Regions from separate parts of the Homo sapiens genome. Here regions 2 and 3 are each linked to region 1. A link is an interaction called in ENCODE POLR2A ChIA-PET data of the cell type or tissue named here. Cell type or tissue: PC-9. All regions are shown on one strand. Each heading gives the region's core, and the rest is flanking DNA. Links, peaks and the distances in the headings are about the cores only. Region 1 overlaps GARRE1 (granule associated Rac and RHOG effector 1). Region 2 overlaps LSM14A (LSM14A mRNA processing body assembly factor). Region 3 holds the start of GPI (glucose-6-phosphate isomerase).

What was found. Peaks named below come from ENCODE experiments on the same cell type or tissue, not always from the same donor. Only the 100,000 strongest peaks of a DNase experiment are listed, where the experiment ranks them.
Region 2: POLR2A ChIA-PET joins it to region 1 with 20 read pairs; 6 of 35 experiments call an interaction of 5 or more read pairs at or near these places.
Region 3: POLR2A ChIA-PET joins it to region 1 with 14 read pairs; 7 of 35 experiments call an interaction of 5 or more read pairs at or near these places.

The regions. Positions count from the first base shown.
Region 1 is chr19:34,287,924-34,298,454 of GRCh38, reverse strand. All of the region lies in intron 1 of GARRE1 (granule associated Rac and RHOG effector 1), which reads right to left. It also overlaps the pseudogene RPL29P33. Among named protein-coding and RNA genes, the nearest start is that of GARRE1, 39 kb to the right of the region's middle. In PC-9, for the core only: no CTCF peak of the experiment used is centred there; no DNase peak of the experiment used is centred there.
Region 2 is chr19:34,213,628-34,224,158 of GRCh38, reverse strand. LSM14A (LSM14A mRNA processing body assembly factor) reads right to left here. Exons shown (of 10, transcript NM_015578.4): 5 at 8,859-9,035; 6 at 8,498-8,563; 7 at 4,586-4,768; 8 at 4,282-4,453; 9 at 2,421-2,652. Among named protein-coding and RNA genes, the nearest start is that of GARRE1, 36 kb to the left of the region's middle. In PC-9, for the core only: CTCF peaks have their summits at 3,303 and 3,508 (motif pointing right); a DNase peak (open chromatin) is centred at 5,708; H3K27ac peaks cover 885 bases.
Region 3 is chr19:34,355,299-34,365,829 of GRCh38, reverse strand. It overlaps GARRE1 (granule associated Rac and RHOG effector 1), which reads right to left. Exons shown (of 14, transcript NM_014686.5): 14 at 10,264-10,531. GPI (glucose-6-phosphate isomerase) reads right to left here and starts at 634. Exons shown (of 18, transcript NM_000175.5): 1 at 442-634. The coding sequence starts at 563. RefSeq lists an enhancer at 5,304-5,910. In PC-9, for the core only: a CTCF peak has its summit at 6,660; a DNase peak (open chromatin) is centred at 6,399; H3K4me3 peaks cover 2,230 bases; H3K27ac peaks cover 2,380 bases.

The DNA.
Region 1 (10,531 bases), core at 1,281-9,280:
AGGCCTGAGCCACTGCGCCTGGCCAACTTTTTTTTTTTTTTGAGACAGAGTCTCACTGTGTTACCCAGGCTAGAGTGCAGTGGCATGACCTTGGCTTACTACAGCCTCGAACTCCTAGGCCCAAGCAATCCTCCTGCCTCAGTCTCCGGAGCAGCTGGGACTACAGATGTACCACCATGCTTGGTTAATTTTTGTATTTTTTGTAGAGACGAGGTTTCGCCATGTTGCCCAGGCTGGTCTCAAACTCCTGAGCTCAAGTGATCCTCCCGCCTCAGCCCAAAATGCTGAGATTACAGGCATGAGCCACCGTGCTTGACCACATATTCAACTGCAACCTATGTAATGGTGGTATATAGTTTCGTCTACTTATTGATAACCAGGTTTTCTATTTTCCTTTTTTGAATATATAATTAAATGTAACTCATACTTCGTCACTTATGGCCAATTACCATAATTCCTTTGTATTTCTATGATTGTGTTGGCAACACAGGAATTAGGTAGGTTACAAAGGCAAGAGATGAGAAGGACACTGTGGATACAAACACATAACATATAAAGTCAATAAAACAACCATTATTTATGGCTCTATGTTCAACAAAATTTGAGCTCTTTAAAAAAAATCTCATAAACTTTTCAAGAAACAAATATCAAATGGCTACTTGTAAAAAATGTGTTCCAAAATGTTTTCTTTTTTCAAATTCATGACAAATAAGGCAATCACATCTATCCCCACCCGAGTGCTCCACAATTTATAGATTCTGATATACAACAGAAGCACTCTACAGGAATGCTGAAGCGGGGCAGGCTGTTCCCGTGGAGACTCTGTGGCCTCTGAAGGAAAACCTTCACCTGAGTTGGCCACAGTGAGTGTCTTATGCAGCCCTGAGAAACACTCTATCTTTGTTCAGTGGTGCACCAGCTTCCTAGTTCCTCTACCGCGGCTGCCTCTGGCTCTAGGAGAGCCTGCCCCCATTCCTTTGACAGATCTGGAAGACCAAGTGAGACCTATATGCTTACCTAATTAAAAAACCACAAACATTAAACTCTTTTTCACTTTACATACTTCCAAACTTTCTCTAAATGAAACTTATAATGCTTAAAGTTATACTATTTCACCAAATTCATCTACAGATTCAACACAATTTTTATCAAAATATTTTTTTTTTTGAGACAGAGTTGTGCTCTGTCGCCCAGTCTGGAGTGCAGTGGCACAATCTCAGCTCACTGCAACCTCCACCTCCAGAGTTCAAGTGATTCTCCTGCCTCAGCCTCCCAAGTAGCTGGGATTACAGGTGCGCGTCACAGTGCCTGGCTAATTTTTTGTATTTTTAGTAGAGATGAGGTTTCGCCATATTGGCCAGGCCGGTCTCAAACTCCTGGCCTCAAGTGATCCACCCACCTCGGCCTCCCAAAGTGCTGGAATTACAGGCGTGAGCCACCATGCCGGCCTCAAAATTTCAATTACCTTTTCTACAGAAATGGGCAAGCTGACCCCAAAATTCATTTGGAAGCCAGGAGTGGTAGTGCATGCCTGCTGTCCTAGGTACTTAGAGGTGGCCAAGGTGAGAACATCACTTGAGCCCAGGAGTCTAAGAGCAGCCTGGGCAACACTGCAAGACTCTGTCCCCAAAAATAAAACAAAGCCCTAAAATCATATAAAAATGTGAGGGTTCCAGTTCTAGGTGCTTCGGGAGCTGCGGCTTAAGGTACAGACAGGGCCAAGTCCAAGAACCATACCACACACAACCAGTCCCGAAAATGGCACAGAAATGCTATCAAGAAACCCCGATCACAAAGATACAAATCTCTTAAGTGGATGGACCCCAGGTTCCTGAGGAACATGCACTTTGCCAAGAAGCACAAGAAGGGCCTCAAGAAGATGCAGGCCAACAATGCCAAGGCCATGAGTGCACGTGCCGAGGCTATCAAGGCCCTCGTAAAGCCCAAGGAGGTTAAGCCCAAGATCCCAAAGGGTGTCAGCCACAAGCTCGATCGACTTGCCTACATTGCCCACCCCAAGCTTGGGAAGTGTGCTCGTGCCCGCACTGCCAAGGGACTCAGGCTGTGCCGGCTAAAGGCCAAGGCCAAGGATCAAATCAGCGCCCAGACTGCAGCTCCAGCTTCAGTTCCAGCTCAAGCTCCCAAAGGTGCCCAGGCCCCTACAAAGGCTTCAGAGTAGATATCTCTGTCTACAAATGTGAGAACAGAAGGACTGCTGCGACCCCCTCGGGCTGCCGTCTGCATGGGGCGGGGATCCTCCTGTGCTATTTGTACAAACAAACTGACGCAAGAAAAAAAAAAAGCGAGGGATCCAGGATGACTAAAACAAATACTGAAAGAAAAAATGTTGTAAAAGTAATATTTCCTGATTTCAAAATCTACTATAAAGCTATAGTAACCAAAGCAGTGAAATACTGGCATAAGGAAAGATGTATAAATCAATGGAGTAGAATTAGAAGTCCAGAAATAAACCCATACATCTACAGTCAACTGATTTTAGACCAGGATGCCAAAAACATCCAGTGGGGAAAGAACAGTCTCTTCAATAAATGGTGATGGGACAACTAAATATCCACATGAAAAAATGAATCTGGACCCCGACCTCACATCATATACAAAAATTAGGCTGGGTGTAGTGGCTCAAGCCTGTAATCCCAGCACTTTGAAAGGCTGAGACAAGAGGATCGCTTGAGGCCAGGAATTTGAGACTAGTCTGAACAACAGAGCAAGACCCCATCTCTACAAAAAATTTAAAAAATTAGCTGGTCATGGTGGTGTGCACCTGTAGTCTCTGCTACTTGGGAGGCTGAGGGAGCAGTATCACTTGAGCCCAGGAGTTTTAAGCTGCAGTGGGCCATGATTACACCACTGCACTCTAGCCTGGGTGACAAAACAAGACCCTGTCTCGAAAACAAAACAAAACAAAACAAAACAAAACACCAAGAGATACAAGATTCATGAAAATAAAAGCCTAAAAAGGGGAGGGAAAGAGTATCATCAAAAATGGCAGAATAAGGACTTTCCCTGACCAAAATTCTCTACTACATAAAAACAATGAAAAATTGGCAAAATAATAGAATCACCTTTTTCAGAACTCTGGAAATAGGCTTTTAGCAAACTGGGGATAATTTATCAAAGATAAATAGCTGAATCCTGGTAAGAACAGTGAGTTTTGTAGCATTTTAACTTGACTGAGTCCCATTCCTAGCTCTCCAGCTCCATAATAGCCTTGAAAACTACCAGCTGCATCCACATTGAAGACCAGAAGACTGGCAGTTACCAGAGGAAGCAGAACTGGGCTACAGCTCCTTCAAAGTACCATTCCCAGGAAATTGGCATTATTTAACCTGTCTGGTGGTTCCCCAAAATACCCCATTTGCAAATATCTCTGTATTTTACCTGACTTAGAGCTCATCTGGAGAGGGAGGAGAATCTGATTTTCAGAGTTGCCACATTATGTCATTAAAAATGTCCAGTTGGCTGGCCACAGTGGCTCAAGCCTGTAATCCCAGTGCTTTGGGAGGCCGAGGTGGGCAAATCACCTGAGGTCAGGGGTTCAAGGCCAGCTTGGCCAACATGGTGAAACCCTGTCTCTACTAAGAATACAAAAAAAATTAGCCAGGTGTGTTGCTGCCCACCCATAGTCCCAGCTACTCAGGCAGTTGAGGCATGAGAATTGCTTGGATCACACCACTGTACTCCAGCCTGGGCGACAGAGAGAGACTCTGTCTGAAAATAATAATAAAATAAAATGTCCAGTTTTCAACAAAAAATTGGAAGATATGCAAAGAAACAAAAGAATATAGCCCATATAAAGGGAAAAAACAACAATAGAAAACTCTTCCCAAGGGAAGCCCAGATATTGGACTTAACAGACAAGAGTTTAAGTCAATTTAAGTATGTTCAAAGAACTAAAAGAAACCACATTTAAAAAGTGTGAGGAAAATATAAGAATAATGTCTCCCAAAACAGAATATTAATAAAAGATAGCAACGATTTTTTATTTTATTTCACTTTTTTTTTTTGCTTTTAGAGATGGGGTCTCTCTCTGTCACCCAAACTGGAGTATAGTCATACAATCATGGCTCATTGCAGCCTTGACCTTCTGGGCTCAAGCAATCCTCCACCTCAGCCTCCTCAGGGGCCAGGACCTCAGGCATGCACCACCATGCCCACCTAATTTTCTTTTTTTTTTTTTGTAGAGACAGGGTCTCACTATGTTGTCCACGCTGGCCTTGAACTCGTGACCCCAAGCCATCTTCCTACCTTGGCCTCTAAAAGTGTTGGGATTATAGGTGTGAGCCACCATGCTCAGCCTACTCAAGCCTATACATGTAAGGCACAGTCCACCTGATAATTTAGAAGCACATAATTTATAAAAATAAGTTTATGCAACCGGGCACAGTGGCTGACACCTGTAATCCCAGCACTTTGGGAGGCTGAGGCAGATGGATCACCTGAGAGGTCAGGAGTTAGAGACCAGCCTGGCCAACAGAAGGAAACCCCATTTCTACTAAAAAATACAAAAATAAGCCAGGTGTAGTGACGCGTGCCTATAATCCCAGCTACTCGGGAGGCTGAGGCAGGAGAATCACTCCAACCTGAGAGGCGGAGGTTGCAGTGAGCTGAGATCGCACCACTGCACTCCAGCCTGGGTGACAGAGTAAGGCTCCGTCTCAAAAAAAAAAAAAAAAAAAAAAAAAAGAAATATGTGTGTGTGTGTGTGTGTGTGTGTGTGTTTATATGTTTATGCTTCAAGAGGTTGGGCAAAGTGGCTCATACCTGTAATCCTAGCACTTTGGGAGGCCAAAGCAGGCAGATCACTTGAGCCCAGAAGTTCAACCAGCCTGGGCAACATGGCGAAACCCTGTCTCTACAAAAACATACAAAAATTAACCGGGCATGATGGTGTGCACCTGTGGTCCCAGCTACTCGGGAGGCTAAGGTGGGAGGATCACTTGAGCCTGAAAAGTTGAGGCTGCAGTGAACCATGATCACACCACTGCACTCCAGCCTGGAAAACAGAGAATCTGTCTTTAAAAAAAAAAAAATGCTCCAAGAGAACAATTACATCTGGTGAATCAAGAGAGAGAGGATCAAACAACTCATTTTTTATTTACTCCTTTTTTTCCCTTCAAGAGTGCTTCATTTTTGAAATGAAAAATTTTCCAAAAGCTAAACAAGTTGAAGAATTATGTTATTAGTCATTAACATTTACTTTAGTGCTAAGCTCACAGTGCAAATTTTTATAAATACGCCAATACACACTACAACTGTTTAGAGAGCAACTTAAGCTAATATGCATGTAAAAATCTCTTCACTGTTTAGTTTGCCATATGGCTGCTTTATCAAAACTGATTACTTCAGTAAGAAAGACAGTAACAAGTATTGATGAAGATGTGGAAACATCAAAACACTCATACATTGCATATAGGATTGTAAAATGGGCCGAATTCAGTAGCTCATGACTGTAATCCCAGCACTTTGGGAGGCAGAGGCGGGAGGATCATTTGAGGTCAGGGGTCAGAAACCAGCCTGGCAACATGGCAAAACCCTGTTTCTACTAAAAAATACAAAAATTAGCTGGGTGACTTGGGAGGCTGAGGCAGGAGAATGGCATGAACCCGGAAGGCGGAGCCTTGCAGTGAGCCGAGATCACGCCACTGCATTCCACCCTGGGTGATGGAGCGAGACTCAAAAAAAAAAAAAAAATTTAGCTGGGTGTGGTGGCACATGCCTGTAATCCCAACTATTCAGGAGGCTGAGGCAGGAGAATTGGTTGAACCAGGAGGCAGAGGTTGCAATGAGCCGAAATCGTGCCACTGTGCTCCAGCCTGGGTAACAGAGTGAGACGCTGTCTCAAAAAAAAAATAAAGTAAAATGGGATAGCTACTATGGAACAGTTTGGCAGGTCCTCAAAATGCTAAATATAGTGTTACCACATAACCCAGCAATTTCATTCCTATGTATATACCCAAGAGAAACGAAGAAATATGTCCAAACAAAAACCTGCACACAAATGTTCATAGCAGCATTATTCATAATAGTCAAAAGTAGTAACGACCCAATTGCTTATCAACTGACAAATGAATAAACAAATGTAGTACAGACATATAATGGATTATTTATTCAACTATAAAAAGGAATGAGGTTCTGATAAATGCTACAATATGGACGAACCTTAAAAACACTGTGCTAAGTGAAAGAAGCCAGACAAGGAGACTCCTATTGTATGAGTCTACTGATATGAAATGTCTAGAATAGGCAATCTACACAGATAAAAAAGTAGATCTGGGCGGGTGCGGTGGCTCACGCCTGTAATCCCAACACTTTGGGAGGCCAAGGGGGGCAGATCACTTGAGGCCAGGCATTTGAGACCAGCCTGGCCAACATGGTAAAACCCCGTCTCTACTAAAAATACAAAAAAAATTAGCCAGGTATGGTGGCACATGCCTGTAATCCCAGCTATTTAGGAGGCTGAGGCAGAAGAATCACTTGAACCTGGAGGTGAAGGGTGCAGTGAGCCAAGATGGTGCCACTGTACTCCAGCCTGGGCGAGAGAGTGAGACTCTGTCTCAAAAAAAAAAAAAAAAGTAGATTTATGGAATGAGGAGTCCTTGCTAATGTGTACAGCTTTTCTGGGGAGTGATGAAAATGTTCTGAAGTTAAATAGTGGTTGCTATGGCTTGAAATGTCATCCAAAGTTCTTGTATTGGAAACTTAATCCCCAGTGCAATAGTGTATAGACGTGAGACCTGTAAGAGATGATTAGGTCATGAAGGCTCTTGTCCTCCTGAATAGATTAATGGCATTATCACAGGAGTGGTTTAATTTATTGTGAGAGTGAATCTGTTACAGAAGTTCAACCATCTCTTGCTCTCTTGAGCTCTCCTGTCCTTCCACCTTTCGCCTTGGGGTGATGCAGTAAGAAGGCCCTCACCAGATGCCAATGCCATGACCTTGGACTTCCCAGAACCATGAGCCAAATAAACTAATTATGTGAATTATATCTCAATAAAACTAATTTTTAAAAAAGTATTACTTCATCTTTGTCACTTTCTTCACATAACTAACTTCTCATTTAATAGCAAAAACTAATAATAATAAATAAGTTTTCCAGGGATGACTTTAGTGCCAGACTTAGTCTCCTTTTTGTACATCAATCAGAAAAGTGTGCACGTGGTTCCTGACTTACAATGGCTTGACTTACAGTTTTGCTACTTTACAATGGTAAAAAAGCAATATGCGGCTGGGCGCGGTGGCTCACACCTGTGATCCCAGCACTTTGGGAGGCTGAGGTGGGTGGATCACCTGAGGTCAGGAGTTTGAGACCAGCCTGGCCAACATGGTGAAAGCTCGTATCTACTAAAAAATACAAAAATTAGTCGGGCATTGTGGCAGGCACCTGTAATCCCAGCTACCTGGGAGGCTAAGGCAGGATAATCGCTTGAACCTGGGAGGCGGAGGTTGCAGTGAACCAAGATCACACCACTACACTCCAGCCTGGGTGACAGAGTGAGACTCTGTCTCAAAAAAAAAAAAAAAAAAAAAAAAAAAAAAAAAAAAAAAAAAAAAAAAAAGCAATATGCTTTCAGTAGAAACTATACTTCAAGTTTTGAGTTTTGATCCAAATTTCTTTATAACTTTATCACAAAATAGACTTTGTAGCTGGGCATGGTGGCTTACAACAGTAATCTCAACGCTTTGGGAGGCCAAGCTGGAAAGATCATTTGAGGCCAGGAGTTCAAGACCAGCCCGGGCAACACAGAAAGACCCCACCTCTACAAAAAAATTTTTCAAATTAGCCAGGTCACCTATAGTCCCAGCTATTTCAGAGACTGAGGTGGGAGCATCATTTGAACCCAGGAGTTTGAGGTTACAGTGATCTGTAATTGTGCCCTTGTACTCCAGCCTGGGTAACAGAGTAAAACCCTGTCTCTAAGAGAGAGAGAGAGAAAAAAAGGCTTTGTGGTAGATGATTTTGCCAAACTGCAGGCTAAAGTGAAGTCCTCTTAGCACATTTCAGGTAGGCAAGGCTAAGCTATGACGTTTGGTACATTAGGAATATTAAATGCATTTTCTTTTCTTCTTTTTTTTTTGAGACAGGGTCTGGCTCTGTCACCCAGGCTGGAGTACAGTGGTGCAATCTTGGTTCACTGCAAGCTCCGCCTCCTGGGCTCAAGCCATCCTCCCACCTCAGCCTCCTGAGTAGCTGGGGCTACAGGCATACAGCACCACGCCCAGTTAATTTTTGTATTTTTTATAGAGCTGGGTTTCACCATGTTCCCCAGGCTGGTCTTGAGCTCCTGAGCTCAAGCGATCCTCCTGCCTCAGCCTCCCAAAGTGCTGGAATTACAGGCATCAGCCACTGCGCCCGGTCCTTACATTTTCAACTTAGGATATTTTCAACTTATGAGAGGTTTATCAGGACATAAACTCCCATCATAAGTCAAGGAACATCTGCATTTGAGTGCTGCCATCCAGCATCTGTGAATGTTAAGTGCCAAAAAGGCCCTTCATGATCATCTAACTTAAACCCTTCAATTTATATATTAAAAAGGGGATTCAGGACATTAAAGGTCTTGCACTAGACCACATGTAGTCTCAGAATCAAACTCAGGTATCTTGACTCTCAGAACTTCAAACTGGCAGACAGATCAAGCTATGCTGCAGTAACAAATCCTGAAATAAATGGCTTAACCTAATATTTACTTTTTTTTATTTTTTTTTTTGAGACAGAGTCTAGCTCTGTCACCAGGCTGGAGTGCAGTGGCATGATCTTGGCGCACTGCAACCTCTGCCTCCTGGGTTCAAGCGATTCTCCTGCCTCAGCCTCCTGAGTAGCTGGGATAACAGACACGCGCCACCACACCCAGCTAATTTTTGTATATTTAGTGGAGACGGGATTTCACCATGTTGGCCAGATGGTCTCGATCTTCTGACCTTGTGATCCGCCCACCTCGGCCTCCCAAAGTGCTGGGATTACAGGCATGAGCCACCATGCCTGGCCTTGGAGATGGAATCTTGCTCTGTCACTCAGGCTGGAGTGCAGAGGTGAGATCCTGGCTCACTGCAACCTACCTGGTCTTGAGCTCCTGAGCTCAAGTGATTCTCTTGCCTCAGCCTCCACAGTAGCTGGAACTACAGGCATGCATCACCAAGCCCAGCTAATTTTTGTATTTTTGGTAGAGATAGGGTTTCACCATGTTGCGCAGGCTGGTCTCAAACTCCTGACCTCAACTGATTCCTGCCTCAGCCTCCCAAAGTGCTGGGATTATAGGCGTGAGCCGCCATGCCCAACCAGATTTACTTTTTGTTTTTGAGACGGAGTCTTGCTCTGTTGCCCAGGCTGGAGTGCAGTGGTGCAATCTTGGCTCACTGCAACCTTCACCTCCTGGGTTCAAGCAATTCTCCTACCTCAGCCTCCTGAGTAGCTGGGAGATCACAGGCACACACCACCATGCCCAGCCAATTTTTGTATTTTTGGTAGAAACAGGGTTTCACCATGTTGGCTAGGCTGGTCTCGAACTCCTGGCCTCAACTGATCCGACTGCCTCGGCCTCCCAAAGTGCTGGGATTACAGGCATGAGCCAAGGCGCCCAGCCCAGATTACTTCTTGTTCACAAAAATTCACTGTGGGTCTAGCAGCCCTTCTTCAGCTTACAGGGACACTACTAGAACTTATGTCTCCCATGGTTGCCCTAGCACAGAAAAAGAAAGTCAAAACTCATACCCACTCTTTAATACTTCCCACTGAAAGTGACACACATCACCTCCCTTCAAAGCCCTTTGGCTTTGAGGTGGTTGCATGTCAAAGGCCACCATCAAAGGCCAGAGGTGGTTGCGTGGTACCAATTCCACTATATGAGAGGTAGAGAAATGTAGGGGAAAATACAGACTAGCGGGCAAGCCCTACAGTCGGCCACAGCTCTCCACACAGCCCAGCTGTGTGTTGTATGGTTCTGCCCAGACGAAAGCAATTCTGATTGCACACAGGGGAGGCTGTTTTGTAATGGGGAGGCCCCACAGTTGTTCTCCAGAGGTTGCTCCAGGACATCATTCTTTCTTGTATGTATGGAAACTGAAGGGGTGGAAGATGGTGGGGGAAGAGTCACAGTTTCCTTTGAGAAATTGAGGAAAGGAAACTTTAGTCAAACACACTTCCCAAACACCACAGTTTCCATTCAGTTTTGGAACTGCAGCCTCAGGTGAAGAACTAACTGCTTTCTACACTCCCCACGCTTCCTTTTCTTTCAGAGGAAGCTACATACAGCTGGAAGCACCAGATGACTTTTTGTAAACTGAGCTTCCTGCACTTCCTGTACCTAGTGTTGGTCCAACAGGTGACCAAGCAGGGGAGGCCTAAGGCTTGGACTAAAGAATTTAGTGGAACCACAGAGAAAAACACGAGATCCTTTGCAATCATACTACCCACTATGCACCTATGTTGTCAGGGTGTGGTCATCAGACCACAGCATCAGAACTGAATTGCCCACAACTAAGGGTGCACCTGTGTTACGGACTGAATGTT
Region 2 (10,531 bases), core at 978-8,977, 74 kb after region 1:
CGGGGTTTCACCATGTTAGCCAGGCTGGTCTCGAACTCCTGACCTCAGGTGATCCGCCCACCTCAGCCTCCCAAAGTGCTGGGATTATAGGTGTGAGCCACCACGCCCAGCTGAGATTGTAACAGTTAGAACATCCCTGGGGTGGGATGGATGCCCTTGGGAAGAGTAAGCTCCCAGCCCCTATAAGAGATACTGCAGAAGAGGTTTATGTTTTAACCAGGTCAGACCTCTCAGATGTTTTCCAACTCTGAAAGTTTAATGATCTTTAAAAGGTGTTATTTCAGAATAAATGGTGCAACTCTTTATTCACAAATGTCAAAACCAAGGGTCTGAAAGGTCATACTAGTAACTACTGCTATTATTCTCATCTGGATCCAAGTCTAATTTAAATGTACTTTTTCTCAGACCAAGCTGACTCAATGTGGTCTTCAACAAGGAGTTGTCACAGGTTGTTCAAAATGTAGCTGATCTGCCTTAAAGTGGGGTAAAGAGAGACGAAGGTCTGAAGCCCAACTGGTGGGTTACCATGGTAGTTGACAGGGACATCTCAAAGGAATAAATGGCAACAGGCCACAATCATGGATACCTCTAGTGCCTGGGCAGTATACCATGAGCCAACATGGAACACTGGGAGGAGGCAGAGCTGAGATGACAGGAGAGAAGGAAGATGATGAGATCAGTCTGAGGAAGGTTAAGCTGACAGCAAACAGTGCAGATAGAGATGCGGTGCAGAAACACATAGGGTCCAGGACAGGCTTACAAAAGGGAGGATGGAACAAGCACCATGGCACACCTATAAACCCAGCACTTTGGGAAGCTGAGGTGAGAGGATCGCTTAAGCCCAGGAGTTCAAGACCAGCCTGGACAACATAGTGAGAGTGGGACCCAGTGTCTACAAAAAAAATTAAAAATTAGCTGGGCATGGTGGTGCATGCCTGTAGTCCCAGCTACATAGGAGGCTGAGGTGGGAGGACTGCCTGAGCCTGGGAGGTTGAGGCTGCAGTGACTTATGATCATGCCATTGCACTCCAGTCTGGGTGACACAGCAAGACCCTGACACCCTCCACCCCCCAAAAAAAAGAATGAAGAGTATTAAAAAATTAGGAAGAGTATAAATTGAAAACCTAGAAGAGTATTTTAAAGACTAGGAAGAAAGACCCCAAATTGGGTGGTTGGTCAGTGTCAAATATTGCAGAGGAGTTAATGGCAAATAAAATATTTGTGAAAATACTACTGCTGAATTCTGTAAGCAAGGTGTCACTGGCAAACTTAAGGGCAGTAACAGTGATAAGCGAGGGCTATTCTGGAGTTCCTAAGACAGATTCTCCTAGCTGGGAAGGTGATTTTGCAAGTCAGAAGTCCCGCAACTACATAAGGCCACCAACGGCTGGATGGCATAAGCTGGTGACTTGAGTATAATTTTTGGCAGTCTTGGCTGTGATGGCACAATATCAAAAGCATTAAAATTAATAGAGCAGGTCCAAAAGCCACTAATACTGATCTCTTTCCAGAGAGATCTCAACAATGGCCAGTTTTAAGTACTGGGCAATGGAACTCCTGCTAACAGGTCTTTCTGTTTCCAGCTGCCTGTTGCTATTACAAGTGGAACTCTTTACAAGATTTTGGTCCTTTCTGTTATAGCCCTTCCTCTCCACTACTTCTAAAATCAATAAACTAAGATAGTTTACTGTTAACTGAGATAGTTACTATGCTGACTTAATTTACAGACACCTGTCAAAAGCTACATTATACACATAAGGCTACTATACAGAGTTACAGAATTCTCTAGCAGTAGCTCCTGAAGGCCAATATATCGAAACATTTTCAATTTCATGGTGAAAGGAGAAAACCAGGGAAAATGTAGTGAATTTTCAACAAAACCAAATTAAGAGTACTGACTCAGGAAACAACTTGCTGGGCTCAACACCCAGCACCATCACTTACTAGCTATGTGACCTTTCGCAAGTTACTTAATATCTCTATACCCATTTCCTCACTTGTAAAATGGGGATAATAATAGAACCTACCTCACAGAGTTGATGTGCAGTTTAAATAAGTTAATATGTAAAAAAATATTTAAAACAATGTCTTGTTACTTGGTAAATACTATATAAATGTTAACTGCTATTAAATGTTAAAGCTTGCCCTTCCATTCTGGGAGTATGTGCTTCCTAGATAGACTCTTTGGGTGTTAAAAGTATATTCTGTTAACATGAAATAAAGGTGATACTATACTGTCTTTTTTTGTATAATGTCTTTATATATACATCTGAATCACGTATATCCTCTACTGAAAAGTCAAAATGGAAGTTATTCTAATGTCCTCAAAACAATTCACCCAAAACAAAAACAAGTAAAAATGTTTTGAGTCTTGTAAAATGCATGTCAACCCCAAAGAATTTATTAACAGTAACACTTACCCTATATTCAAAATCCGCAAACTCCCGGCCCCCACGACCTCCTCTGAATCCACCGCGAAATCCTCGAGGGGCAGTGAAGGTACCACCTCTGCCACCACCACGCCCTCTGCCACCACGGAAACCAAGACCTCCTCTGCCTCTGTATCCCCCACGGCCACGGTTTGGACGAAGTGGGATTCCAAATGTTTCAGCATTTAATCTTCTTTCTTCAGCCCAGGTTGGTCTCCGTTCTCTATTATAAAAGCAAATAATCTTCAGCATATCAGGTTTAAAAGAATATCCCTCAGCCAAAATATGCAGTGCTACTCCCAAATTAAGCCTAAGTAATTACTAAAGCTAATTAGAAATAAGCATCTTGGCTAGGCGTGATGGCTCACGCCTGTAATCCCAGCACTTTGGGAGGCCGAGGGGGCGGATCGCCTGAAGTCAGGAGTTCGAGACTAGCCTGGCCAAAATGGTGAAACTCATTCTCTACCAAAAATACAAAAAATAGCTGGGCATGGTGGCAGGTGCCTGTAATCCCAGCTACTTGGGGGGTTGAGGCAGGAGAATCACCTGAACCTGGGAGGTGGAGGTTGCAGTGAGTCGAGATCGAGCCACTGCACTACAGTCTGGGTGACAAGAGCGAAACTCCATCTCAAAAAAAAAAAAAAAAAAGCATCTTATCTAAGTTATCACGAGTTGTTCATGGCATATGAGTTCAATATGTTCCTGTAATATTCTGTTAAACTTCATGTGAACACATGACTGACATTAGTTTCTTGCAAATACACCTGATAAACATAGTAACAGCTCCAAAATAATGGAAATTCAGATATAATGAGATTGGTAATTGACTTCGCTTTCCACTCAGCCCCAAGGGAAAAGAAGGTAAAGTCAGACAGGGAGGCCTTGTCTTGGGAAGCTAGGAGATGGAAGGTGGGCCCTTAGGTCCCCATTATGTTCCTGGCCCAATCTATGGACCCGATACCAAGTAACCCAAGAAGTATCTGAATTATTGCTGCTGTCATCCAGCCAATCGTGGGACTCAGAATTATGTCCATCCATGTTTATATTGAAGCAAACAACTGCCACCAGAGGGCACCAAACTTCAGCCAGGAAAAGGACAAGGACAATGACAATTTGGATTGGGCAGGAGAACCTCTAGAACTGTTAGTTCCTCACACTGGGTCCTTTAATTAACCTCTCAATAATTTGCCAATTTTCTGGACCCACATTTACTACAATCTGGCAGTTTTATGGTACCAGCAAACTTCAAAGTAGATTAGCACTTCGGTTCTGGCTTCATTTGAACTGTAACATACAGGGGTGAAAAAAAGGTCCTACTTAGACATTACCTAAATGCTTGTTTTAATTGCTAATATTCAAATATGAATATATCCTTAAACAAAAGTATATGGTTATTTCTTCTTTTGAATGAATAATTTAGAACTTTAGTATATATTTTCTTTTAGCAAATAAAACATTAAAAAATCAATTATGGCCAGGTGTGGTGGCTCACGCCTGTAATCCTAGTACTTTGGGAGGCTGATCTTGAGGCCAGGAGTTCACGATTAGCCTGGGCAACATAGCGAGACCCCCATCTCTACAAAAAAATGAAAAAAATTAGCCGGGTGGGGTGGTGTACAACTGTAGTCCCCTTTACTGAGGCTGAGATGGGAGGATTGCTTGAGGTCAGGAGCTTGAGACTACAGTGAGCTGTGACTGCACTGCTGCTCTCCAGCCTGAGTAACAGAGTAAGACTGTCTCAAAACAAAACAAAACAATTATGGTAGTATTCATTAAACCTCGTGAATTTACATGAAACCATTTTACACTTCAATCAATATCATAAGATAAAAGAACAGCTTAAAAACTGTACCTATTGTCATCACAAGAAATATTATCAAAGAAGGATTTAGTTTTGTCATAATAGCAATTAGGTCCAAGTGGATCTTCTTCATCGGCATTTCCTTCACTGTTTTGGGTATCAACTCCTGAGTCTCCTTTATCTTCACCATTTACAGGCTTCTCCTGTTTCTCAAGTTTATCTTCTAAGAACAAAAGCACATATCAGAAAAGTCAAGACAGCTAATCTGAATTACATAAAAACACCTAATCTGAGAAACATCTGTAATTCACAGATCAAATAAGATTATTTTCTGAAAAGAAAAATCAAAGCTTACCTTTTAATTTAAGTTTATTATGAAACTCTCTGTCAATCTCTTCCTTGTTGAATTGTGCATTTGCACTTTCAAAGTCAAAGTCTTTCTCAAATTTCATTGGCCCATCTCGCCGAATACCAAATCTTCCCCTGCCACCCCGATGACCCCCACGCCCTCTCCTTGGAGCTGAAGGAGCACCTGGAGCTATGATAATAAAGAATATATACAAAGGACATTCAATATGTAATAGCTGGTTTAGCACAGATGTTGCTATTGTGCTCTTTAGATTCAACAGTCAACAACAGAAATGCTTACAGGTCTCTCTATATATTTTATTGTATTTGTATTTTTTATACAAAATAAAAAATTAAGTTTCACTAATATTTAATATGTAGACTGAGAATAGCTCACACAAAATTTCTAAACATTTGTATTTATGGAGTCCACACTCACATGTGTTACTGACAGAGTATACAGCCAGGCAAGTGTGGAGGCTTCTGCACTAAATTAATGTATGCTCCTTGAGGTCAGGGGCTTTGTTTTCCTTACTGCTATATCCCCAACACCGGCAAACTGAAGTGCCAGACACACAGTGGGTTCTCAAAATGTAGAAAGCCTTTTATGGAAAGAATAACAGGAACCAAGATTTATAGTAAGAAAAATAAACACTAATCGGCACAAATTGCAAGAAAATAGGTGTTATTTCCACATCACAGATAAAAAACAGACAAGCACCAATCCTTACTGACTCAAAACACTTCCTACTCCATCTTTACTGTGTCTCTCCAGATGGCTCTATATTATTCAAGCCTTCCTGTATCTACACATTCTCTCTCCTCTATAACACAGTAAAATTTCAGCCAATCATAAGAGACATGATAAAGCAATACAAAGCAGCATAATTTATAGTGAAAAACGTGGGAACCCAAATATCCAACACAAGAAAAATGACTAACAAGAAAAAAACAGAGGAAGAATATTTGATGTTAACTGAAAAACGCAGAACAGAAACCAGTATGAGTTTAATGATCACAATTGCGTGAAATGCTCCACACATACTGACAAGGATGAGAAGTGACTACAGGGTAACAAGATAGGTTTGCGCTGTTTGCTGAGGTTTGGCAAACTGCCTGGGTTTGAGAAAACAAACCACAAAACCCCACAGCAGCATATCCAGACATAAATCTAGATAAGTAGGATGTTTGAAACATTCACCTCTACTATTAAAAATGCCTCGGCCACAAGCCAGAATTACACCATGATCCTTCTGTCTTAAAAAAAAATATTTTGGGGCCAGGCGCGGTGGCTCACGCCTGTAACCCCAGCACTTTGGGAGGCCGGGGCGGGCGGATCACGAGGTCAGGAGCTCGAGACCAGCCTGACCAACAAGGTGAAACCCCATCTCTACTAAAAATACAGAAACATTAGCCAGGCGTGGTGGCGTATGCCTGTAATCCCACCTACCCAGGAGGCTGAGGCAGGAGAATGGCTTGAACCCGGGAGGCAAAGGCTGCAGTGAGCAGAGATCGCACCACTACACTCCAGCCTGGGTGACAGAGCGAGATTCTATCTCCAGGGGGAAAAAAAAAAAAAAAAAAAAAGGTTTTGGGTATAGATGTCTGTGTCTGTAAAATCTACAAAAAAAATCGGGAAGAATATGCACTGTTCTGTTAATGAACCTCTTTGGTGGGGTGAGTTTTGAAGGGCAATGAAAGATAGTATGGCAGTTATTTTATTTTGGGAGGGGAGCTCTCTCTTTTTCTGAATAAAAAGGGTAAAATATAATGAGTCAAATTAAACAAAATTCTGTATTCCATGGCATATGTAGTCCCAGCTACTCAGGAGGGTGAGGCAGGAGAATGGCATGAACCCGGGCGGTGGAGGTTGCAGTGAGCTGAGATCGTGCCCCACTGCACTCCAGCCTGGGTGACAGAGGTTGACTCTGTCTCAAAAAAAAAAAAAAAAAAAAAAAAAACACGGGGGGGGGGGATATAAAAATATATATATATATAAATGTAGAGAAGAGTACATATACATCTAAAAATATCATATCTAGATTTCTAAAATTAAGTGAAAGATCATTTTTCAATCATTTTCTAAATAAGGTAGATTATACATTCCCTTTTTAATTTAGAAGAGTTGTAAAATTATAATTTATTTTCCATTAATAAATTTGAAAATATTAATAAAATGAATGATTTTAGAATGTTATATATTACAAAACAGATAAAGAAAATATAAAACCTTATTAAATCAATAATCATAAAAGAAAACTACAGCTCTTAAACAACTGATTCAAAAACAGGATCTGGGCTCAATTTTTTTTTTTTTTTTTTTTTGACAGACTCTCGCTCTGTTGCCCAGGCTGGAGTGCAGTGGTACGATCTTGGCTCACTACAACCTCGCCTCCCGGGTTCAAGTGATTCTCCTGCCTCAGCCTCCCGAGCAGCTGGGACTACAGGCGTGTGCCACCACACCCAGCTAATTTTTCTATTTTTAGTAGAGACAGGGTTTCACCGTATGGCCAGGCTGATCTCAAACTCCTGACCTCGTGACCTGCCCGCCTCGGCGTCCCAAAGTGCTGAGATTACAGGTGTGAGCCACCGTGCCTGGCCTCTGGGCTTAATTTTAATGAGGAAACGTTTCAAACTTGTAACATGAAGAAAATTCCATTCCCAAAGGCATAGAAAACAATGAAAACCAATTTTATAATCCTAACTTGAAACTGACACAAAACATAAAAACCACAAAAGTAGAAGCCATAGGAAAATGTAAATATAAACGAACAAATCCTTCTAGCAGGAAATACTCAAGAACATATTAAAAGATAACTGCCTGGCTGGGTGCGGTGGCTCACGCCTATAATCCCAATACTTCGGGAGGCTGAGGTGGGTGGAAAATAAGGTCAGGAGTTTGAGGCCAGCCTGGCCAACATGGCAAAGCCCTGTTTCTACTAAAAATACAAAAATTAGCTGGGTATGGTGGCACGCGGCTGTAATCCCAGCTACTAGGGAGGCTGAGGCAGGAGAATTACTTGAACCCGGGAGGCGGAGGCTGCCGTGAGCTGAGATCACACCACTGCACTACAGCCTGGGTAACAAGAGTGAAACTCCATCTCAGAAAAAAAAAGGCCTACCACTAAGTAGAATTTTTTTCCAGAAAAGTAAAATTTTTTTTTTTTTGAGACAGAGTCTGGCTCTGTCGCCTAGGCTGGAGTGCAGTGGAGCAATCTCGGCTCACTGCAAGCTCCACCTCCCCAGTTCACGCCATTCTCCTGCCTCAGCCTCCTGAGTAGCTGGGACTACAGGCGCCCGCCACTGCGCCCGGCTAATTTTTTGTATTTTTAGTGGAGACGGGGTTTCACCATGTTAGCCAGGCTGGTCTCGAGCTCCTGACCTCGTGATCCGCCCGCCCCGGCCTCCCAAAGTGCTGGAATTACAGGCGTGAGCCACTGTGCCGGGCCCAGAAAAGTAAAATTTTAAAAAATCTTTTTATTTTAAAGTAATTATAGAAAAGAAAAATTGAAAAACTAGTTCAGAGTCGTCCCTTGTGCCCATCACCCAACTTCCCAAACTCCAACAGTCACATCTTATATAATTATGGTACATTATCGAAACCAAGAAACCGACACAGGCACAATCTAATTAACTAAACTACAGACCTTGCTCAGATGTCACCAGTTTGTACATGTACTCATTTTTTGGTATGTCTTTATGCATAGTTCTATGATGTTCTACCATATATAGATTTGCAAAACTACCACCACAATCAAGATAAAGGACTGTTCTGTCACCACAGTGACACTCCCCTGTGCTCCTCCTTTACAGTCACAACCCCCGCCTTTCATTTTTTTATAGTAATTATGTATCATATATTTAAAATATTCTCCCTGTTGAGAAGCATAGAATATGACTTTTAGATCCAAGAACTTACCTACTTGTCTCTTGTTATCATTTCTGAGTTGCTCATTTTCTGGCCTTGAAACTTTGTGTACTTCAGCTACAGAAGAAGACATGCAAAGTGCCAAATCAACTCAGGGTACATCATCAAAAACTTCCATAGTTAGAAATGCAAACAAACAAACCAAAAAACCCAAAACAAAGCCTGTGCAATGCCCAAAAAACTATACCCACACCACCACCACTTTGAGTCAAATTTGAAAGACCAAACATTCTATCATATTCAGTTTAATTTTCTGGGATCATTCACATGAAGTAAATCCTTCTAATGAAAATAAAGTGAGTGGAAAACATTGATCAGTCAATTAAGGAACAGTAAACAGCTAAAGTTCTACCTCGCCTGTGCTCCTGATTCTCTCCTGCCTTTTGGCTGGCAGATGGCAAAGGCCTGGTTGATACAGGACTCCTTCTCCCAACAGCTGCTGGAGCAGGTAAGTGGGCTGAGGCGGTCTGCACTGCTTGTTCCATGGTTGGGCTTTTTCTCAAAGGGTCTAACTGAGGGCTTGAGCGACCTAAAATGTAACCAAAAGATAACAAACTACCCTATTGGGGATTTCAAAATAATCTAGACCCTAAAAAAAATTGTCCAGAGTTTTATTTCTATCAATTCAAACCCTTAGCACAAATTTGAATTAATCCACTTATCAGACCAGATATTAAGAATGGTATCCTTAGTGGGCTTGTCATTAGGTTAAAAATAAAAAATAATAATAATTTAAAAAAAAACTTCAACAGCTTCAAAACAACTCCCTCCCCCTCACAATTTTATCTGTTATTTCTACTTAGTGGAAGAGTTTACATCAAAAAAAAAAAAAAAAATTGCTGCCAGGTACGAGATTCCCTAGAATTATCCTACAAATTATCATGTTGTAGTCAGGTCAAACACAGGCTTTCGCCAATGACAACCATAAGACTATGGTGACTTGTTTTAATCTTTCTTAGTACTTTCTGTAGATGACTAAAACAATACCTTTACATCTATCTACAGGTATTAACTCCATTAAATTTCTATTATAAGAAAGTAAAGGGCCGGGCGCAGTGGCATATGCCTGTAATCCTAGTCCTTTGGGAGGCTGAAGCAGGAGGATCGCTTGAGCCCAGGATTTCAAGACCAGCCTAGGCAACATGGCGAAACCCTGTCTCTACTGAAAATACAAAAATTAGCCAGGCGTGGTGGCGCGTGCCTGTGTTCCCAGCTACTCAGGAGGCTGAGATGGGATAGCTTGAACCCGGGAGGCAGAAGCTGCAGTGAGCCGAGATTGTGCCACTGCACTCTAGCCTAGGTGACAGAGCAAGGCCCTGTCTCATAAATAAATAAATAAATAAATAAATAAATAAATAAAGTAAAAGAACTACAAAGTTAGATAGGTGAAGTTCTTTAATGCTTTAGGGGCTTGGGTAATTAAACATAAAAACTAAAAGGCCAGCAAAAAAACAAACAAACAAAACCAAAAAACAAACAAAAAAAACCCTTCAGATAATTACACAGTAGCCATACTCATTCCTTGCCTTTTAAAAGATCTCTTGGCAAGTTTTTGCTTAATATGGGGTTTGGCTGGGCGCGGTTGCTCACACCTATAATCCCAGCAATTTGGGAGGCTGAGATGGGCAGATCGCTTGAGCTCAGGAGTTCGAGACCAGCCTGAACAACATGGCGAAAGCCTGTCTCTACAAAAAAAATACAAAAATTAGCCAGGTGTGGTGGCACATGCCTGTAACCCCAGCTACTCAGGGGGCTGAAGTGGGTGGATTGCTTGAGCCTGGGAGGCAGAGGTTGTAGTGAGCCGAGATCGGTCCACTGCATCCAGCCTGGGTGACAAAACTAGACTCTGTCTCAAAAAATACAAATATAAAAGAGCCAAAACAAAAAATGGGGTTTGTACTTATACATTATATTTTTCCTTTTATGAGGTCGCCTGGTCACAGCATGAACTGAAGAATGTAACATCGGGTGCTCCCATCATGCTTTCTGTCCTGATAATGTTTGCTGTACATCTCTGCTTAGGCA
Region 3 (10,531 bases), core at 1,422-9,421, 67 kb before region 1:
TCCCTCAAACACCCCCGCCCGGGCTGCCCGCCCTGCAGACGCTCCCAAGCTCATGTGGCCAGGAGCGGATGGAAAGGGACAGCCCTTTCCCGCTTGCTGCGTCAGCCAAGGCCTCTCTTCACAACTGCGAAAGGAGCCCCTGCTCAAATGGCCAGAGCTGCACGGGGAGGAGGAGGGGAAATGTCCCCACGGAGGGGCCCGTTTTTCCTCGTAACGAAGCAGACCCGGGGCCGAGACTCCCGGCGAGGCTGCAAGCCCCCAGGAACGCACTCCAAGGAGACTCCAAGGACGAAGTGCGGACTCGGCCTGGGCCCCAGTCCGTGGCCTGGAGGTCGGGGACTGGGGTCCCCGGGCACCGCTGCCCCCGCCTCCAGACCCCAGGCCCGCGTGCCCGGTTCCGGGCGCCGCGCGTGGCAGCCCCCGCCTCCGGCCCGCCCGCACCTGAAGTGGTTGAAGCGGTCCTTGTTGGCATCGAAGAGGCGGCGCAGGTTCAGCTCGGAGCGGTGCTCGCGGTACCATTGCTGCAGCTTCTGGAACTGGGGGTCCCGGGTGAGAGCGGCCATGGCGGGACTAGAAGGTACACTGAGTGAGACGCGAGCCGAGGAGGAAGGAGCGCCGGCAGCGCGCAGCAAGCGAGGCGCGTGGGCGCGCGGCGGCCTTTATGGCGCAGGCGCCCGGCCCGGCCCGGCCCGGCCCCACCCCTGAGCCCCGGCCCCGCCCCCGACCCGCGCCCCGATACCCAGGCCGGGTGCCCGCTGAGCGACCTTGCCCGCGGCCGCTGATCTGGGGCCTCAGCTCCTCTCTCCCTACCTCTTGCGCCGCCGCTTTGCTGGCCTCTGCCCGGAAGTGGCAGTGGGGAGGGTGGGCAGAGCCCGGGGATCACTGGAGCCCAGGTGTTGGAGGCTGCAGAGAGCTACCATCGCGCCGCTGCACTCCCTGTGCACTAGTCGGCTTCATTCATTCATTCGACAAAACTCTATAGATCGAACACCTTCCACGTTACAGGCAGTGTTCTAGGCGCTGTGGATACATATGTGCCAAATAAGCAAGTACAACAGATGATGTGTGTCTGCTGGTGGTAAGGGCTATTGAGGAAAACCAAGATGAAAAGGGTGCTGAGAATCGGGGTTGCAATTAAGAAAAAAGTGACTAGGCCGGGCGCGGTGGCTCACGCCTGTAATCTCATCACTTTGGGAGGCCGAGGCAGGCGGATCATGTGAGGCCAGGAGTTCCAGACCAGACTGGCCAACCTGGTGAAACCTCATCTCTACTGAAAAAAAAAATGCAAAAATTAGCCGGGCCTGGTGACACGTGCCTGTATTCCCAGCTAACTCGGGAGGCTGAGGCAGGATAATCACTTGAACCTGGGAGGTGAAGACTGCAGTGAGCCACTGTACTCCAGCCTGGGTGGCAGAGTGAGACTCCATCTCAAAAAAAAAAAAAAAGATGAGGTCAGAGAGCAAAAGGGAGGCAACAAGATCACGTAAGACCTTGTAAGTCATTGTAAGAACTCTGGGGCTGGGCACTCCTGCCTATAATCCCAGCACTTTGGGAGGTGGGATAGCTTGACGCCAGGAGTTCAAGCCGAGCCTGGGCAAGACAGCAAAACACTGCTTCTAAAATACTAAAAATAAATTAGCGGGGCATGTGGTGGTGCATATCTGCAGAGTCCCAGCTACTCGGGAGGCCAAGGCAGGAGGATCACTTGAGTCCAGGAGTTAGAGGCTGCCGTGATTACCACCACTGTACTCCAGCTTGGGTGACACAGCAACACCTTGTCTTAAAAAAAAGAAAAGAAAAGAAAAGAAAATAGGGAAAGGCTGACAACAAAAGAAATAAGTGGTCACTGAGGGGTCACAGGACTTTCCAGGGAACAGCCCTGTCCACATGGCCCTTTTCTAAGAACTGTCAACTCTTAAGATTTCACTGAGCTTCCACACCTAGCACAACCCTGGTAGTGCTGAACAGTATCTGTTCTACTGGAGTTCTTTTTTTGTTTGTTTGTTTGTTTGAGATGGAGTCTCGCTCTGTCACCAGGCTGGAGTGCAGTGGCGTGATCTCAGCTCACTGCAACCTCCACCTCCCTGGTTCAAGCGATTCTCCTGCCTCAGCCTCCTGAGTAGCTGGGACTACAGGCGCACGCCACCACACCCAACTAATTTTTGTATTTTTAGTAGAGATGGAGTTTCACCATGTTGGCCAGGATGGTCTCAATCTCTTGACCTCATTATCCGCCTGCCTCAGCCTCCCAAAGTGCTGGGATTACAGGCATGAGCCACTGCGCCTGGCCTCTACGGGGGTTCTGAGAAACACTCCAATCAGGGTTTTCTAAGCCAGTTACTCATCTACACAGAAGAGAATTCCCACCCCAAATCCTCTGTTTCAGAACAAAACCTCAACCAATGGGAAGGCGAGTCTCAGTAGCCACTGCCCCATTATCACTTACCCTGTGATTCCTCAGATGACTCTAGCCCAATAGTAACCACTGACTCCCTCTGACTCCTCCTTCTTTTTTTTTTTTTGAGACAGGGTCTCACTCTGTCACACCCAGGTTGGAGTGCAGTGACACGATCTTGTCTCACTACAGCCTCTGCCTCCCAGGCTCAAGCGATCTTTTCAACTCACCCTTCTGAGTAGCCAGGACTACAGGTGTGCACCACCATGCCCAGCTAATTTTTTCCTTGTAGAGACAAGCTTTGTTATTTTTTGTACAGACGAGGTTTCATCATGTTGCTCAGGCTAGTCTCGAATCCTTGGGTGCAAGTGATCTGCCTGCCTTGGCTTCCCAAAGTGCTGGGATTACAGGCATGCAGCACTGCACCTGCAAACTGAGACTGCCTTTTTCTAGTAGGTTATTTTGGTGACCAGATGGACGGCTGTTGTTCTTTGTCTAAAACCATCCTCTCCCACCCGTGTTTCTACCCCTGCCTGAATCCATCAGAGATGAGCACATAACTTATGCCAGCTAAACAGGGTCCTTTTCCAGGGCCCTGCAGCCAGCAGCAGAAAGTCTCTGCTTTTTATGGTGTTAAGCTGCCTGTCAGAAAGGACAGACCTGAGCTCTAGCCCCTGGTCTTGAGGAAAATAACGAAGAGAATGATCCCCACAGAGATGTCAGAGTGAATCTCACAGTGCCCAGGTTCCTGGGGCCAGGCCACCTCTACCTGCAGCTAGAATGTAAACCAACGATTCCCTTTAGTGTCTGTTTGGAGTTCAGTTGTCATTCACAACTCCAAGTCTTTCCAAAGATGTTACGGGTGTTCACCTTTCCACTGCCACAGTCTTGTCCAGTGTCCTCTCCCGACCACCAGGAACCCTAGAAACAGCTTTGGGTATTGCGAAAGAGGCAGGAGGTGAGGCCTCTGATGATTGCCATTTCAAAGGTTTCCCCTGCCTTTTAATCTTCCATAATGTACACCTCTGCAACTTGGCCTCTGTGATTCCCAGAAGCTTCAACTATTCCAGATTTCACATTTACTTTGAAACTCCAGTTACATGGATTTTCTTTTTTTCTTCTTTTTTTTTGAGATGAAGTTTCACTCTTGTTGCCCAGGCTAGAGTGCAATGGCACGATGTTGGCTCACTGCAACCTCTGCTTCCCTGCAACCTCCACCTCCCAGGTTCAAGCAATTCTCTTGCCTCAGCCTCCCTAGTAGCTGGGGTTACAGGCACCCGCCACCTCACCAGGCTAATTTTTTTTTTTTTTTTTTTTTTTTGAGATGGAGTCTCCCTCTATCACCAGGCCAGAGTGCAGTGGCACCATCTCGGCTCACTGCAACCTCCGACTCCCTGGTTCAAGCAATTCTCCTGCTTCAGCCTCCCGAGTAGCTGAGATTACAGGCATGCAACACTACGTCCAGCTAATTTTTGTATTTTTAGTAGAGTTGGGGTTTCACTGTGTTGACCAGGATGGTCTCGATCTCCTGACCTCGTGATCCGTCTGCCTCAGCCTCCCAAAGTGCTGGGATTACAGGCGTGAGCCACTGCACCCGGCCTAATTTTTGTATTTTTAGTAGAGATGGGGTTTCACCATGTTGGCCAGGGTAGTCTCGAACTCCTGACCTAAGGTAATCCACCCACCTCGGCTTCCCAAAGTGCTGGGATTACAGGCATGCAACACCGCGCCCAGCCTGGATTTTCTATGTTAGCAGGAAACTAGGTTCCTATCTGGTGGGCCATAAATCACAGTGGCTACAGGGAGAAAGCACAGAAAAGTAAGAAGAAAAGTCTAATCCAAAGCCATTTTGGATTAGAAAGTACTAATCCAAAGCCATTCATCATCATACTACAAAACTACCAACACGGCCACTACTCCAGCCAGGTTTACTACGTGCACAGCTCCATGCTAAATCCTTTCCATGTATCCCTCATGGCAGTCCTATGAAGGATACCCTGTTGTCCTCCCCATTTAACAGAGAGGTTAAGAAATGTGAAATGAGGCCGGGCACGGTGGCTCACGCCTGTAATCCCAGTACTTTTGGAGGCTGAGGTGGGTGGATCACGAGTTCAGGAGTTCGAGACCAGCCTGAGCAACATGGTGAAACCCCCGTCTCTACTAAAAATACAAAAAAATTAGCTGGACGTGGTGGCGGGCACCTGTAATCCCAGCTACTTGAGAGGCTGAGGCAAGAGAATGGAGTGAACCCAGGAGGCAGAGCTTACAGTGAGCTGAATCATGCCACTGCACTCCAGCCTGGGCGACAGAGCGAGACTCTGTCTCAAAAAAAAAGGAAAGAAAGAAATGTGAAACAAGGCCGGGTGCAGTGACTCACACCTGTAATCCCAACACTTTGGGAGGCCGAGGCAGGTGGATCACTTGAAGCCAGGAGTTTGAGACCAGTCTGGCCACCATGGTGAAACCCTGTCTCTACTAAAATTACAAAAATTAGCCAGGCGTGGTGGCGGACACCTGTAATCCCAGTTACTGGGGAGGCTGAGGCAGGAGAATCACTTGAACCCGGGTGGCAGAGGTTGCAGCGAGCCAAGATCATGCCACTGCACTCCGGCCTGGGTCACAGAGTGACACCCTGTCTCCAAAAAAATAGAAAGAAAGAAATATGAAACAAGCCACTCTGCTCTTAACTAGAGAATCAACCCAGGCTGCCTGGTTCCTTCCTGAGACCTGTGCTCCTGCCAGTTCCTCTTCAGTCCTAGGAAAAAGGTGGAGGGAAAGTGGAGGAGCAGGCAATCCCTTTCTCCACTCCTCATCATCCCAGTTATGTCTTATTAGTTGAAACAGTGTCTCGCTCTGTCACCCAGGCTGGAGTGCGGTGGCATGACCATAGCTCACTGCAGCCTTGAACTCTGGGCTCAAGCGATTCTCTCACCTCGGTCTCCTGAGTAGCTAGAACTACAGGCATGACCACCCCGTCCCGGCTAATTTTCTTATTATTATTATTTGTAGAGACTGAGTTGCACTGTGTTGCCCAGGCTGGTCTCAAATTCCTGGCTTCAAGAGATCTTCCTGCCTCAGCCTCCCAAACTGTTGGGATTACAGGTATGCGTCACTGTGCCTGGCCATAAGGTCATTTTATATTCTGTTGTCTATCACCATCAGTACAATCACTACCATATGCTGAGCCAAGTCCTGCCGATCGCAGAGCTTAGGGCTCAGAATCCCCAGGATCCTGGGGGGTAGTGAAGCTGGGAGGGGTCATGCCCCCAGGCCAGGGACTGACCAAGGAGAATCGAAAGGAAACCTAGCCCAGAAATTCCAAGAGAACATGCTGCAGAGCCGGACACCTTCACGTGCCCCCAGCAAGATGATGTGGCCCTGAGAGAGGAGCGGACCAGAGGGTACACCTGACAGCAGAGGCAAGTTAGGAAGTCCGGGGACAGTCCTAACTCTGGATAGCAAAGATTTAATTTCAAGCATAAGGCAGCCCTGGAAAAGCAATTGACTGCCACTGAGTATTGATGAAGCTAGCACTTACTGCAGGCTGTGGCGGGCACAGTTCCAAACAAGAGCCCCGTTCTAAAGATGGGGAAACTGAGGTATCGGCATTTAGACATCACAGACCTTACTTCAGGGCCGCTGGACAGGGGTCAGGCAGGCCCTGGAGCACAGGTGGCCATGGGAGTGAAGGCAGAGGGACTGGGGCAGAGGACTGGTGGGGTGGTCAGTTCTGGGGCCTGAGCTGAAGAAGTCGGGAGCGGGGCGTGGCGTGGCGTTTCCACGCCCATGGATTTTAGACAGCTGTTCCGGGGGAGGAGGCGAGCCCACCGAGGATGCTGAGTCATGTTGACCGGCGAAGGCGAGGGGACCACGCCTCTGGAGCTACCGGGGTTGGCTCATCGCCTCCGGGGAGGCCACGGAGCAGGTGTAGGCGGGGTTGAGCGCAGGCGCGGATGGGGCGGGGGTAATGCGCACGCGTGTGCGTGTGGGCCAGCACGTCCGGGTGGTCAGGACGCGCGCTTGTGCGCATGTCCCCGCGCAGGGTCGGGCGCTGGGGTGTGGAGACTGAACCTTGCAGACACCCGGGTCCGCACGTCTGGGATGGACGTGGTGAGTGCACGTGCGCACGCGCTGCGTAGGGGCGGCTGCGCTCATGCGCACATCGGGAGTGGTGCTTGGAGAGGCCACCTACTCACCGCGCCCCCAAGAGGCCGGGGGTTTGTCCCTGGTGTTGGCCCTACCCTGCGCGATCCAGTCTTGTCGTTTCGGGGCTTCATTACCAGAGCCCCGTGAATCCTTTGCTAGATGCTTAAAAACATTTTCCCCATTGTACATAGCTGTTTCCACGAGAATAAAAAGCTTTACATTTATTTGAGGCCTGCTTGGGCCTATCCGCAGCTCCACCGTAGTGCTAATCCCCTCCCAGTCCTGGAACAGCCCAGATGATGTATTTAATAGTATTCTTTTAGCCCAACGCGAGAATGTTTTCGTCTGGTTGTTTTTGTTTTTCGTTTTTAGAGACAGTCTCGCTATATTACCCAGGCTGGAGTGCAGTGTCAAGATCTCGACTCACTGCAGCCTTGAACTCCTGGGCTCAAGTGATCCTCCCACAGTGCTGGGATTACAGGCGTGAGCCACCGCACCCGGCCTCTAGTTCTGTCTTTTTGCTCAGTATTAGAATTCGTAAGTTCTGGCCCCAGCAACTCGTCCTTTCATCTGTCTCAAGTTGCACTGTGGTGGTCACAGGAGCTGTCCTGCACCTTGCACATGTGGCCATGAACAAGACTCGCTCCTTGCTCTCATGGGGCCTTCATTCCAGTGAGACACAAATGCAAACACAAAATTCCAGAAGAGTGCTGAGTGCTATCATGAGAAACGAAGACAGGCTGGAAGATGGGCTCTGACCCCAGAAAACCGATGGAGAGGCCCAAGCAGCCTTGGGAGCAACAGGCAAGTTGGAGGACACACGGCAAGGCTACTTGGAAGTAGGGGAGGGTGCATGGGAAACCCTGAGGCTGTGGGGGGAGAGGCAGGAGCCAGGTGAAGTCCAGGTAGATGGCAGTGGAGATGTAAGAACATGGTGGAATTTTTTTGTTTTTGAGACGGAGTCTTGCTCTGTCCCCCAGGGTGGAGTGCAATGGTGAGATCTCAACTCACTGCAACTTCCGCCTCCCAGGTTCAAGCGATTCTCTGGGATTATAGGCACCTGCCACCATGCCCAGCTAATTTTTGTATTTTTTAGTAGAGATGGGTTTTCACCATGTTGGTCAGGCTAGTCTCGAACTCCTGACCGCGGGTGATCCGCCCGCCTCAGCTTCCCAAAGTGCTGGGATTACAGGCGTGAGCCACCGCGCCTGGCCAGAACATGGTGGAATTTGAGTGTGCTTGGGAATACACTTATAGGACTTGCTGATTAGTTGAATGAGGAAATAAAAGAACGAAGAATATCTTCTGGGATTTCAGCCTGAGCAACTGGGTTGCTGGTGGATGGTGGTTCTCTTATCAAGGATGGGAAAGATGGGTTGTCTCCCCTAAAATACTGAGTTTTAAAGGCAGGGACTGTATCTTTGCAGTCCTGGCTCCTAGCAAGGGCCTAGCCCTTATATGACATTCGTGAATGTTGAAATGAATGTGACACGCCTGAAACAATCCTTCTCCCTCACCTAGGCCCACATCTCCAAGTCAATATTCCAGTACAAGCCACATCCAGTCCCCTCACTGACACACACAGGCCTGGGCCCAGGAGCTCACCCCTGTGCTGTAAGGCTAGGTGCATGTGTTATTTCCAGAGTCTACCCTTGGAGGTGCCTCAGACTCCTGGGTACCTGTCGCTGGGAGGTAGCCAGTCATGCTGTCCACATACATGCTTTTGGGCAGTAGAGAAGCTGATCATTGGGAAGGTTTATTTCCTGTCTCCACAACAGGAGGCAGGTCACAGCAGTGGCCACACAGTGCACAAAAGGCCATCCCCTCACAGCCGCATGGTTGGCATGCAGCATCTCAGCCTCCAAACTGGAAGCCCCCTATCCAAGGAGCCCCCAGGTGGGAGAGGAAGGTCACAAGCCTCCCAAGTACCTCAAGATGCCTGCGCATCCTCCCCCATTTCTCAGATGGGCCAAGGCCTGTGAAGCCCTTGCAGTAGTAGCTCAGGTGTAGCATCTGCTCAGCTTCCCTCCCCACTCATTTGCACACAGCCAGAGCTGCGGGACTTCTGCCCTCTGGCCTCCAGCACTGCTGTGAATCAGAACTAGTCAAGAGAACTGGGTGCTTGTGTTAAATGGGAACACTCTGGAATAAAATATGGGCTTTTTTAAAGAGATGGGGTCTCACTATGTTGCCCAGGCTGGTCTTGAACTCCTGGCCTCAAGCAATCCTCCCAGGTCAGCCTCCCAAATTGCTGGGATTACAGGCGTGAGCCAGCACACCCAGCCCCTGCTAGCTTTTTAATATGAACTTCCAGTGTATTCTTGAGCACTCTCAGGCAACATGGCCGTTACCGAGCAACTTTGTCCTGAGGTGCATTTGGAAGGCTCTGGGACTTGGTCCCCATGCTCAACTTCAGGGCACCTTGGCAGAAAGAAGAGTGGTTCCTACACCAGCAGCTTATATATTAATGCCCACATTACTCCATTTTCTTCAGGTCGTCAAAAAAGGTTCCACTGAGGTGCTGTCTTTCTGTAAATGAAAATGAGCTGAAATGCTCCTGTGACCTGCCCTCCATTTGTGGGTCTCATGATACTATCTTTCTTCTGCTTAACACGATGGCATCATCCAGTGAGACAGGTCCTGTTTTTGTTTTTTTCTTTTTTTCTTTTTCTTTTTTGAGACAGAGTCTCACTCTGTTGCCCAGGCTGGAGTGCAGTGGAGCAGTCTTGGCTCACTGCAACCTCTGCCTCCCGGGTGCAAGCAGTTCTCCTGCCTCAGCCTTCCAAGCAGCTGGGATTACAGGTACCTGCGACCATACCACCTAATTTTTTGTATTTTTAGTAGAGATGGGGTTTCGCCATGTTGGGCAGGCTGGTCTTGAACTCCTGACCTCATGATCTACTGTCTCAGCCTCTCAAAGTGGTGGGATTATAGGCGTGAGCCACAGTGCCTGGCTTTTTTTTTTTTTTGGAGACAGCCCCATCGTTCTGTCGCCAGGCTGGAGTGCAGTGGTGCGATCTCGGCTCACTGCAACCTCTGACTTCCTGGTTCAAGCGATTCTTCTGCCTAAGCCTCCTGAGTAGCTGGGATTACAGGCACACGCCACCATGCCCGACTAATTTTTGTATTCTTAGTAGAGATGGGGTTTCACCATGTTGGCCAGGATGGTCTCGATCTCCCGGCCTTGTGGTCCACCTGCCTCAGCCACCTACAGTTCTGGGATTACAGGTGTGAGCCACTGCGGCCGGCAGAGACAGGTCCTTCTTATCCCTGTAAGGCACAGTATCTCTGCCATAGATTGGGTCCCTGGTTTGGGAAGAGGGTAAAACAAGCCCTCATTCTTGGGTCTCGTCATTGGACAAGCTGGCTGGGCAAGTCACAGCATCCACATTTGGTGGAACATGGGTGTTGGTAGACCCCAACCCAGAGAGCTTGCACCCTTGCAGAGGACGTCTCCTTCACTACTGCACTGGCTCCCCCTGCACAGGGGCCTAAACCAGCTTGGGCCTTAGGGAAGCCAATAGGGGAGGCGTAGCTGCTTGTTCTCCCTCCTGCCCATCCACTTCAGCTCACCGTAATATCCCAAGTGGTCTTCCCCTTGCTAGAATCAGAGGACAGGCTGACCTAAAAACCAACTCAGTATGCAGCTTTTCAAAGCAATGAGTCAGGCAGGGCTTTTGACATAATGTCCTCTGCAGTTCATTTTAAACAAGGATACAAAGTATTATTAAATGTATATTTTTAATAAAGCCAATAGTTATTTTACTTATAGGAGCTTTAAAAGATACAAAATGTAGAGTTCCAGTTTGGAAGCATTGTAACTATACACACAATGTCCTGCTGATGCCCTAGCAAGGCACCCACGCCCAACCATGCAAAGGACACACACGTTCACACATGCACACACATGCGCTTTGGCGAGACCCCTCTGCCAAGCGCAGCACCTGGAATTACCAGTGTTCAGAGCAAGGCGGTGCCGGGAACACAGCA